Regions from separate parts of the Homo sapiens genome. Here region 1 is linked to region 2. Evidence: read pairs that join two places in POLR2A ChIA-PET (ENCODE). Cell type or tissue: Panc1. All regions are shown on one strand. Links, peaks and the distances in the headings refer to the core of each region. The heading gives the core; the rest is flanking DNA.

Region 1 (5,390 bases), core at 127-5,126, 860 kb before region 2:
ACTCAACAAGCTTTATTATCAATTGATGTGTGTTTGTGTGTATAATTCTAAAAATGTAAAATGAGTAATCATGAAAGTTAAGTTTACCTTTCTTTATTATGTTCATCCAAATTTATATTTACAGAATTAGAATACTTTCCTAGATGTCACCCAGAATCAAAAGTTCTATTACACCGATAAATGTGAATTTCCACATGAGAAAATTTGCTTTCTCCACTCTGTGTTTTATGTGGCTGTTACTGAAACAAACCAAATGGGTAAATCAATACAAATGGCCCTTGAGGCCTAGAGAGAGCACAAGAAAGTGTAGCATCATTAAACTAAATTATGAACAAGCACTTAAGAAGACAAATAAGTATTTTGTTACCATAAGTCTTCATTTTTTTATGGTGATGATAATTGAAAATGTTTACAAAACATGCATGGTACCAGAAACAAGTCTTCTGTGATTGTGTCCTAATACTTAGGTATACCAAGTTGCTATGGCTGTTTTAATCAGATAGAAAAGTATAAATCTAGAGATGAAAATCTGATAGCATTTTCTCAAGCCCCAAACTCTATCTGGTATTAGGAAACACATAACTCGGGAGGAGTGATAATCAGGGAGGTGAACATTGGAAGAGTAATGGGGCCAGCTAGAGAGCATGGGTTTCACCTTGTTACTCTATAAACATGAGTCTGGAGCTGAGCCTAAAGAAGGAAGACACAGGAGGGGATAAAAGGAAATAATGCTAAGGGCTCAGGTAAGTGACGAGGACAGAACACAGAACACAGAGGCTGCAAAGATAGGGGCTGCCCTTCCTGTTTCCTAGGAAACTGCTCCCAGATACCCAGGTTTATATCATCCACAGGCTTACAGCAGATGAAAATGAAGAACTAAGCCCAATATTCTACAAACAGAATACACGCCCAGGAGATAGATCCAAGGACATGATATGTGAATAAAAATTATTTTGAAAAAGTCTGGAGCAAATGCATCTCAGAAGAAAGAATAAATGACCCGGCATTTTTAAAACTCAAAATTCAGGGCATAAGTGACTTTTGGTCCTGAGCAAAACTATGTGTGATATGCACTTCATAAGTGACAGTTTAGGGCAATGGTCATTATATAGTGGATTAGAACCAACCCTGGGAGCAAATCAAAATACATAATTTTTTTTTTTTTTTTGAGACAGAGTCTCACTCTGTCGCCCAGGCTGTAGTGCAGTGGTGCTATCTCAGCTCACTGCAAGCTCTGCCTCCCGGGTTCACATCATTCTCCTGCCTCAGTCTCCCAGGTAGCTGGGACTACAGGTGCCCACCACCACGCCCGGCTAATTTTTTTGTATTTTTTTTTTTTTTTTTAGTAGAAATGGGGTTTCAACGTGTTAGCCAGGATGGTCTCGATCTCCTGACCTCGTGATCTGCCTGCCTCGGCCTCCCACAAAATACATAATTTTAATTAACCTTCTTATATAAGGCATGTAAATTTAATATTAGAAAAAAATTACCTGTATTATAATTTAATTTAATAATGATGTTTGAGGTCTTCTAACCAAGACAATTTATTTTGTTTTATACAAATAATTTTAAGTCTAAACATAGGAGAGGTTTTAGAAAAAAAAATTATATAAATTATTTTCATGACAGATGTGCAGGTTTTGATATAAACATAAATCCTATCTGGAAAGCTCAAATTCTTTACTGTCTTTGTGAAAGATGGTTTTCAACAAAACATTATGCTTTTTTGCCCATACTAGCTACCAGGATCATGAATCTGAAGAAATTATACATATATATACACACATAAAATTATTATATATAGACTATATATATATTTGTCACTGCCGGTTGTTATTTTGACAGATTAAATAGAAACTGAATAGATAACTTTTACTTCACTGAATCAAAAACGCTCTTTATTGGTTATAAATGACATTGAAATACACTCCTGCAAAGCACATCAGAATGGTTTATGACTTTTTAAGGAAAAATATTATATTCAATGGGCTGACTGAAAATTTGCCTTAAACATAGTGACTCTATTCTATGTGAAAAATGATATAATTTAAAGAGACTGCAAAAACATACATAAATTAGTTTTATTTGTCTTTGACAGCTATGGTACAGCCCGTAGTACTCACACATATGCATTTATCTTCCCTTTCCAGGTTTCTGGAATGGTTAGCCTTTGTTACCCTTCCATCCAGGTAGCAATGTGCAACTGTTTCTGGTCCAGAAGCAACCAGCAGTGACATGGGTCACTTCCCAGCTAAAGCATTTCATTGCTGATATGAGTCTCCATGCACTCTTTCCCTCTATGATAATCATGGAGGAAGACTCATATTCTAATGGTGGAACTATGGATTTGAAGGTTCGTGTGTCAACAAAATCTCTACCTGGAGGAAACCTGCCTGAGAGAGTTACTTGGATGCACAAAAACTTAGCATGACTCAGAAAGAAACCTCTGGGGTGTGAAGCCACTAACTTGTTTTGATTGTTATTTCAGCACAACCTAGAATATACTAATGAATATAAATTTAGACAGCACTTTTTGTGCCATGATATTCCCATGTAGTGCTTAATGCACAAGTATTTACGTTTTGACCTATTATATTTAATTCAAAAAAGCTTATTAGAAGCTGAGGCCAAACTAAATAAAAAGGGAACAACATGCCCAAATTTAGTCAAATATTGGACTCTTCATCTTCATACAACAATTTGGAATATAAAAGAATGATGGCAGAGAGTTAATACTTCAAATATTGCATTGTAAGCTATATTTTTCTTAGAAAAGGATCTCCTGACCCATATAAACAGATATTTTTTAAGCAGTACTCTCTACTATGTAAATATTCTATAGCAGCCAGTATCTCTCATTTACAGGGTATTATCGTTGGCAGTAGGACATGAAGAGAAATCCTGAGGGTGTTTATGTTTAGGTGTCTTATTTCTGGAGGGCAGGAAATGACAAATACTGCCAAAAGAAACCTGCCCCATGCCAGCAGTCCTTAGAGACTTTAATAAAGTTCAAAATTTTTATATTAATGTTACTATTCTTTTTTTAGTGAGTTTAAAATAGCACATTTTGAGAAACAAATTTTCTTTTCTTGAGAATGAAATATTTTTAAGAGGAGAGCTTTGGTAGAGATTTTCTTTATTCAGGAGACTTTACACTTATGAGAACTAGAGGGAAGTTATGAAAGTCATAAGAGAAATAATGTTTCACTACCAAAATTGTTTGTCATTTTGAGTTGCCTTGTCTAAAGAAGAAAACATATTTGGTTGATTCTCCTAATATCTTGTTACAATTTATTCAGTGGGAATTTATGAAGTGATGACATAAATGGGAAACCCTTGTAATCAACACTTTTGTATTCTAACTGCCTTCTCTTCTTGGTCTTGGGTCATCTTGTCATCTACTTCTTCACATCATCAACTTTTCTTAGGTGAAAATACTGATATTCTAAAATTGACTAAACCTAAGCATGGGGAATATTTTTACTTTAATTTTTTTCCTTAAAGTTATGGGTTTGTGTGTGTGTGTGTGTGTGTGTGTGTGTGTGTGTGTAGCACTATAAGGATAGAACAGAAACAAACATTTTTTAGAATCATCTGTTAAAGGCAGAATAATACACTCTCCACCAAAGAAAAGGTATCTACATCCTAAACCTCAGAACCTGTGACTATATTATGTTACATGGAAAGGGGAATTAAAATAAGGTTGCTAATTTTAAGGATGCTTATTTCCTTAAAACAGGGAGATTGTCCTGGATTTTCCAGATGGTGCTAATGGATCCTTAAATGTGGAAAAGAGAGGCATATGAGGGTCAGTGTCAGAATGATATGATGTGAAAAAGACTCAACTTGCCATTGATAGCTTTGAAGAGGGAAGAAGAAAGCTATGAGCCAAGAGATGTGAATGTCCTTTGGAAGCTGAAAAAGGAAAGGATATGGATTTACTCTTAGAGGCTCCAGAAAGAAATGCAGCCTTACTGACATCATGGTTTCAGAGTGAGAACCACATCAAATTTCTAACCTAACAGAATTGTAAGATAATAAATTTGTGTTTTAAGCTAGTAAATTTGTGGTCATTTACTACAGCTGCGATAGAAAACTAAGACCTTTATAATGGCCTATGAGAATAAGACAATTTGAAAAACACTGTCCCTTAATTCTTTGAGTATTAAGAAGTATACAGTAACCAGTTTTTCTTAATTTCAACCAACAATCAAATAATAATAATAATAAAATAGAGGCTAGGCACGGTGGCTCACGCCTGTAATCCCAGCACTTTGGGAGGCCGAGGTGGGTGGATTACTTGAGGCCAGGAGTTCAAGGCCAGCCTGGTCAACATGGTGAAACCTGTCTCTACTAAAAACGCAAAAAATTAGCCAGGTGTGGTGGTGCATGCCTGTAGTCCTAGCTATTTGGGAGGCTGAGGCAGGAGAATCGCTTGAACCTGGGAGGAAGAGGTTGCAGTGAGCCGAGATCGTACCATTGCACTCCAGCCTGGGTGACAGAGTGAGGCTCTTGTCTCAAAAAATATAAAAAAAATAAAAATAAAAATAATTTCGAAAGGGAATTTTACTGGAAATCAGCATCATTCTCCAGACTCTGTTTTGGGAAACAGAATATAATTCCTTAAAGAAATGAATGAACATGCTAGATTTCCCCAATGCTTGAGTTTGCCCTGATGCATCTCTGCTGGGAAATTGAGAAATGAACTACACTGTCTTGTGAGATGTTTCTATGCAACAAGTCTATAACTGAACAAGAATAAATCATAACAAGTGAGAATCTTGAAAGGTCAAGCCATAAGGTTCACCACTGAGTTGGACTGGGTCAGAAGCTGGGAATGTTATTTAATACTGAGACAGATTGTAAACTTGCCAATCCAATCACACTCTACTTTGATGTTATGCTTTTTGCTTTGAGGCTCTGGTTTATGGCAGTTGATGTTTATTTTCACATATACTTTCCTTTCTTCCTACTTTATAAAATTCTTGGAATTGGTATTTCTGCATCCTACTTAAGGCAAAGCATTAATTCAAGCCAACTAGTAAGCTCCTACCCTCTCTTGGTTCCAATTTCAACCCCATTATTGTATAAAATTTCATGTTTACAACGTTCTAACTCTGTGTTAAGAATAACAGCCTCAGTCATCAAGGCTTATGGGGCTTTCCACATTTCCAAATCAGTCATGAAAAAAACATGGACTAAAACCAAACATTTTAAAATGTATTTTGTGGAGTAATAACATTCATCTAACTGCAGATAGAAACTTTTTTGTTCAGCCCAGAGATCATTGCAGTGATTCCAAATGTTTAGTCAAGACAGTGAAGACAGACTCTTTTCAAGCCACTTAAAATCCTGGTGGGGAAATAAACATGGCAAAATATACATTTAAA
Region 2 (5,390 bases), core at 190-5,189:
AGCCTCTAATTCAAATGTTATCTGTTACCACATTCTCGAAAGTTTCTATTTTGTAGCAAGAGCTACCCCATTCTATTCATCCTCTTCCTGGACCACAATTAGCAAGAATAGCAGGGTACCAGTCATAAATGTTTTTGACCACTAGAGAAGCTCCTCTTTGCTTCAAGGTAGAAATTATCTCAGCAATACACACTTTCCTTAGGAGACAGGGTAGATTCTCCTTATTCCATTCCTGTCCAGTGTTAATAACTTTGGAGAAAATAAGTGACAGGACATCACTAGTGTAAATAAATTTCATTAATTAGTTGTATGTAGTCTTATGTATAAAATAAATTGCTCCCAGAATTTGAAATGTTGAAAGACTATTCCAATAAAAAGCATTAATTCTTTTGAGCACTGAAAAATATGAGACATTGGTATCCAGAAAGTCTTCAAAAAGATCCTTAACCTTAATACTTAATCCCATTATACCATATTAAGAACTAGTTATTCACTCAGTCTTGGGGGAATGAATGCCTAAGTACCATGAAAGTGAACAGGAAAAGAAAATAAAGTAGTAAAGATTTAAATTGGTGGTGTTTAAAAACTTAAGACACTTTTCTGGCCAGGTGTGGTGGCTCACACCTGTAATCCCAGTACTTTGGGAGGCTGAGGCGGGTGGATCACTTGAGGTCAGGAGTCTGAGACCAGTTTGGCCAACATGGTGAAACCCTGTCTCTACTAAAAATACAAAAATTAGCCAGGTGTGGTGGCGCACGCCTGTAATCCCAACTACTCAGGAGGATGAGGCTGGAGAATGGCTTGAACCTGGGAGGCGAAGGTTGCAGTGAGCCAAGATTGTGTCACTGCACTCCAGCCTGGGTGACAGAGTGAGACTCCGTCTCAAAAAGCAAACAAAAATAAACAAATAAATAAATAAGACACATTTCTTAATTTGAACATTTCCAACTTGAAAAACCAGATCATTTTTTAACCTATGCTTTTCCCCTTTCACTGTTATGCTAGATTAATCACTAGAAACTTTTCTTTTTTTTATATATATACTTTAAGTTTTAGGGTACATGTGCACAATGTGCAGGTTAGTTACATATGTATACATGTGCCATGCTGGTGCGCTGCACCCATTAACTCGTCATTTAGCATTAGGTATATCTCCCAATGCTATCCCTCCCCCCTCCCCCTACCCCACAACAGTCCCCAGAGTGTGATGTTCCCCTTCCTGCGTCCATGTGATCTCATTGTTCAATTCCCACCTATGAGTGAGAACATGCGGTGTTTGGTTTTTTGTCCTTGCGATAGTTTGCTGAGAATGATGATTTCCAATCTCATCCATGTCCCTACAAAGGACATGCACTCGTCCTTTTTTATGGCTGCATCGTATTCCATGGTGTATATGTACCACATTTTCTTAATCCAGTCTATCGTTGTTGGACATTTGGGTTGGTTCCAAGTCTTTGCTATCGTGAATAGTGCCGCAGTAAACATACGTGTGCGTGTGTCTTTATAGCAGCATGATTTATAGTCCTTTGGGTATATACCCAGTAATGGGACGGCTGGGTCAAATGGTATTTGATCACTAGAAACTTTGTGAACCTGAGGATTGAAAAGAGACGTGGAAAGTAGTGTGTCCTTTTTTTTCCCTTTAAAAGTAACAACAACAACAACAAAAGAGAACAGTAAGTCTGTGATACAAGGTGTATTATCTGCTGTGCCCCTTTAAGTGCTGAAATTTGGGATCTGAGCATATTCTTCCATAGAAGACTTGGAGCAGTTGGGCATTTAACCAACTTTTTATTACAAAGCTTCAAAATTTATAAGCAGTCTATCTCTGGAAAGATAAACAAAACCCAGCAGTGATGGTGGCCTATGAGAAACTGGGGACAAAGGTGGGAGGAAGCCTTATTTTTCACTCTCTACCTTAAAAAAAAAAAAACAAAAACAACAACAACAAAAAAAAACCAAAAAAAATTGGAAACTTACAGCATGTACATGTATCACCTATACAAAAATACAGAGAAAAAAATAGTGTGAAGAGACCCAGCAAGCTATTATAAAACTTGGTAGTCTAAAAAAAAAAAAAAAAACTTTTAAAACATGTTTCTGTAAGAGACTACCACAAACTTAAAAATAAACGTGACTGCATATCATCAAAACAGAGGGAGAAAAATCTCAAAAGCAATTATACTTGCAGCCAGAAGCAAGCAAGGAACCACAGTTCAAAGTGTTGGACCTTTTCTTCATTAAAAATAAAAACCACCCACCCAAAGGAAAAAAAAGAAAAAAGTCCTTGAATAACAAAGCTAAGATAGCAAGAAAAGACTTTAAAATTTATTTTGTAGCCCCCACTTTCCCCCCAGGTTTCCTAACACTGACCACCCCATAACAAGTCCACATTCAACCCCTCTTCATTTAACAGCTGGATGCCTCTTCTTCTGGTTGCTTTCACTGGGACTAAAGATCCAAAGCAAAGATATCTTTTTTCCTGCTTTTTGTCAATATTATGTTTGCAAGCTTAATATCCAAAAATGGGCCATTCTTCCAAATGAGAGTTCCTTCCTGATTATTTAGTATGCTGATGGTATTGTCAGACAGGAAGCCATGGTTAGAAAGATTCAGAAAAATACAAACCTTTAAGCTAGATGGGCACTTTTGCCCTTTAGGTTTATGAAAAATGCCAACTTTTGTGAACTACACAATCGGAATCTTGATTTGGTTTTCCCGGATAACTTATGTCATAAGAAATTTGGTAACTCCTTTGGTGATCTCCTCTCAGTACCATTTTTCCCTCCATTTCCATGAATCTACCTTCATCCCCTTTCAATAAAAGGTGTACTATTTGGAACATGATAGGTGCTCAATAGAGCTTACTGAGTAAAAGAAGGGGAGGGGAAGAACAAGAAAAAATGGCTTAGGGCCTATTTGACAAAAGCAGATAATTTATGTTAGGGTTGAGAAATGGGTGGTGGGCTTGAATAGTATTAAAGACAATTAAAGATCTTCTGATCTTCTGATTGTCCCCACAACCCCTAAAACTCAAGGGTAAACATAATTATTTTTCATATCCATAGAGCCCTCCAAATAATTTTTAAGTGAATAGGGACATGATGATTGGAGAAGATTAGATAAATTATAGTTGACTACTTAGCAATTACTCAATATTCCAGTGGCCTTTAACTAACTGCTAAATGTTTATAAATGTCTTTTATTATTTTGCTAGCTCACTTAGATCATATCCTTCCTAAAAGTAAAAATCATGACTTTCTGTGCAAAACATAATTTGTTTGCCACATTACATATATTCAAAAAAAAAAACGTCTCTTTGATCATTTCAACAAACGTGAGAAAACTTCTCAAGATTAAGTGATATTGTTCAGCAATATGACCTAAATATGTCAGGGAGGATCAGAGAACATGCATTAAAGTATTCTTTGGTCAACAATAAAAGTGGAGTGCAAGGATACATATGTAATATGCAATATTTATAAAACTTGGGATGGTAAAAAGGAATACAATGAATGCAATCCAACTCAGCTTACTCAATAAAACATTCCTGGTAGAGTAATAAAACCACAAAATCTCTACTCTGCTTTAAGAAAACTGCAACTAGAATCATAGTCTGACCCATGTATTCAACTCTACTGCCATTATCAATGGAAAATACAGAAAAAGGGTCAAAAAGCCTTTTCAACATAAATACATCTTTTTCAAAGCTCTATTATTCAAAGATCACTGGCTCACTGAATAAGCACAAATAACATTTATCCAACCAAATTTATTTCAACAAATAGATTATAGCAGAGCCTGCTGCAAGAATACTATTAAAATGGAAAGTGTTCCTTTTATCATACATGACAGTACCTTATACTTGTCCAATCCATCTTCTCCCTTTTTGTGAATTAAGAATGGGAGAGGTACTACCATTTCCAAAGTATAAGACAAAAATAGAAGCAAATAGATGATACTTACTAACCTATCTTCTTAAAAAGCTTTACAATAAATTTTTGTAACTATGTCATATTAGTTTGAAATTAGTATGCAATTATTATATCATACTAACGTTAAAATGTAATTTTAAGTTAAAATTCAATATGATTACACTTTCTGAACATGTTTCAATAACATTTTAAAGACAGCTCTCAAAGTCTGCTGCATAGCTATGGACTAATAAGGTAACGAAGGAATAAATCAGTTACATAATTATAAATGTGGTAGAGGCAGGATCTATTATTTTACATGCAAAAAAATACTAGTATGAAAAAAAGTTACAGGATCTTTAGTGTGAAACTGGCTTCAAGCATGATTCACAAGAAGCTATTTTCCTTGAATACAATTTCCAGTAACTTTGTAACATGAGGAAATAATTGAGGAAATGGCTTTCTTTAAAACAAAACAAAACCTTAAAACTGTGAAATGTTCCAATATACTAAATTACCAACCCATCAAAATAAAAGGAACCATTTATATACTATTCAGCTAAGACACATATCTGATTATAGTGAGAGGATTGGAAAAGCATAAGTCCGTGGAGTTTCTTAAGAGGCAACAGACTATTTTAATGACTTGTGAAATCCACATGGAGGGACAAAAAAGGTCGGAGCTTCTGAATATATTGGCAACTCAACAGTCAAGATAACACAGGGTTGGAAAAGCAGTGTTGGCTCAACTAACTAATCAAAAACCCTAAAGCACAAAAAATCTGGACAACACTAATTTTGCCAGCAAGAGAAATATTGAGTTGTTTCATACACCTAAGAGAGAAAAATAAAGCTAAAGAAAAAATTGTGGAAGGCCTCCTATAGTCCCCAGTTGGCTTCTCAAATTTCCTTACCATTCACTTAAATGGCTGTCTCACTGAAGAACACTGATGGTACAAATGAGACACATTATCCACAAACACACCACCCCTGAAAAAGAGGTGATTTCCAACAGGATGCATGTGTTAATTTCCACAGTGTGCACTGGTTAAAGCTTACTCTATAGTGTGGGGAGGGGTGGGATGTTTCTGAGAGCTGACCTTAGGATGTAGGAACTAGCAGGTGCCTTGCATTCCCACACACATTTTATTTTTAAAAAGGCGGAAGGAAGAGGAGCATAATTCAGTCTAGAGATGGTTCCAAAAACTTAGGCTGGTCGATCAGGAGGGTTTGTCTTAGGGTTTGTTAAAACTCGAAAATGCCCCCTTGAAGCAAGAAAAGTTAATGTCAGGCCTGAATCAAACAATGTTTTCCTTCCAGGCCCCAGTCTGTCCATAAAGAATGTCTGATCCAAAGGCTAGAAATGGACAGAACAGGCTATTCTCATGCTTTATCATGACCCTGTCAACAGCTTCTTCGGAAAGAATCCTCATTGCAACTGACCCATTAAAGAGTATCAGTCATTTTCTCCACAAC

Evidence for each region. Peaks named below come from ENCODE experiments on the same cell type or tissue, not always from the same donor. Only the 100,000 strongest peaks of a DNase experiment are listed, where the experiment ranks them.
Region 1: POLR2A ChIA-PET joins it to region 2 with 6 read pairs; 2 of 35 experiments call an interaction of 5 or more read pairs at or near these places.

Annotation. Positions count from the first base shown.
Region 1 is chr2:225,928,134-225,933,523 of GRCh38, forward strand. No RefSeq gene overlaps it. Among named protein-coding and RNA genes, the nearest start is that of NYAP2, 530 kb to the left of the region's middle. In Panc1, for the core only: no CTCF peak of the experiment used is centred there; no DNase peak of the experiment used is centred there; H3K27ac peaks cover 259 bases.
Region 2 is chr2:226,784,719-226,790,108 of GRCh38, forward strand. All of the region lies in intron 1 of IRS1 (insulin receptor substrate 1), which reads right to left. Among named protein-coding and RNA genes, the nearest start is that of IRS1, 12 kb to the right of the region's middle. In Panc1, for the core only: no CTCF peak of the experiment used is centred there; no DNase peak of the experiment used is centred there; H3K27ac peaks cover 1,298 bases.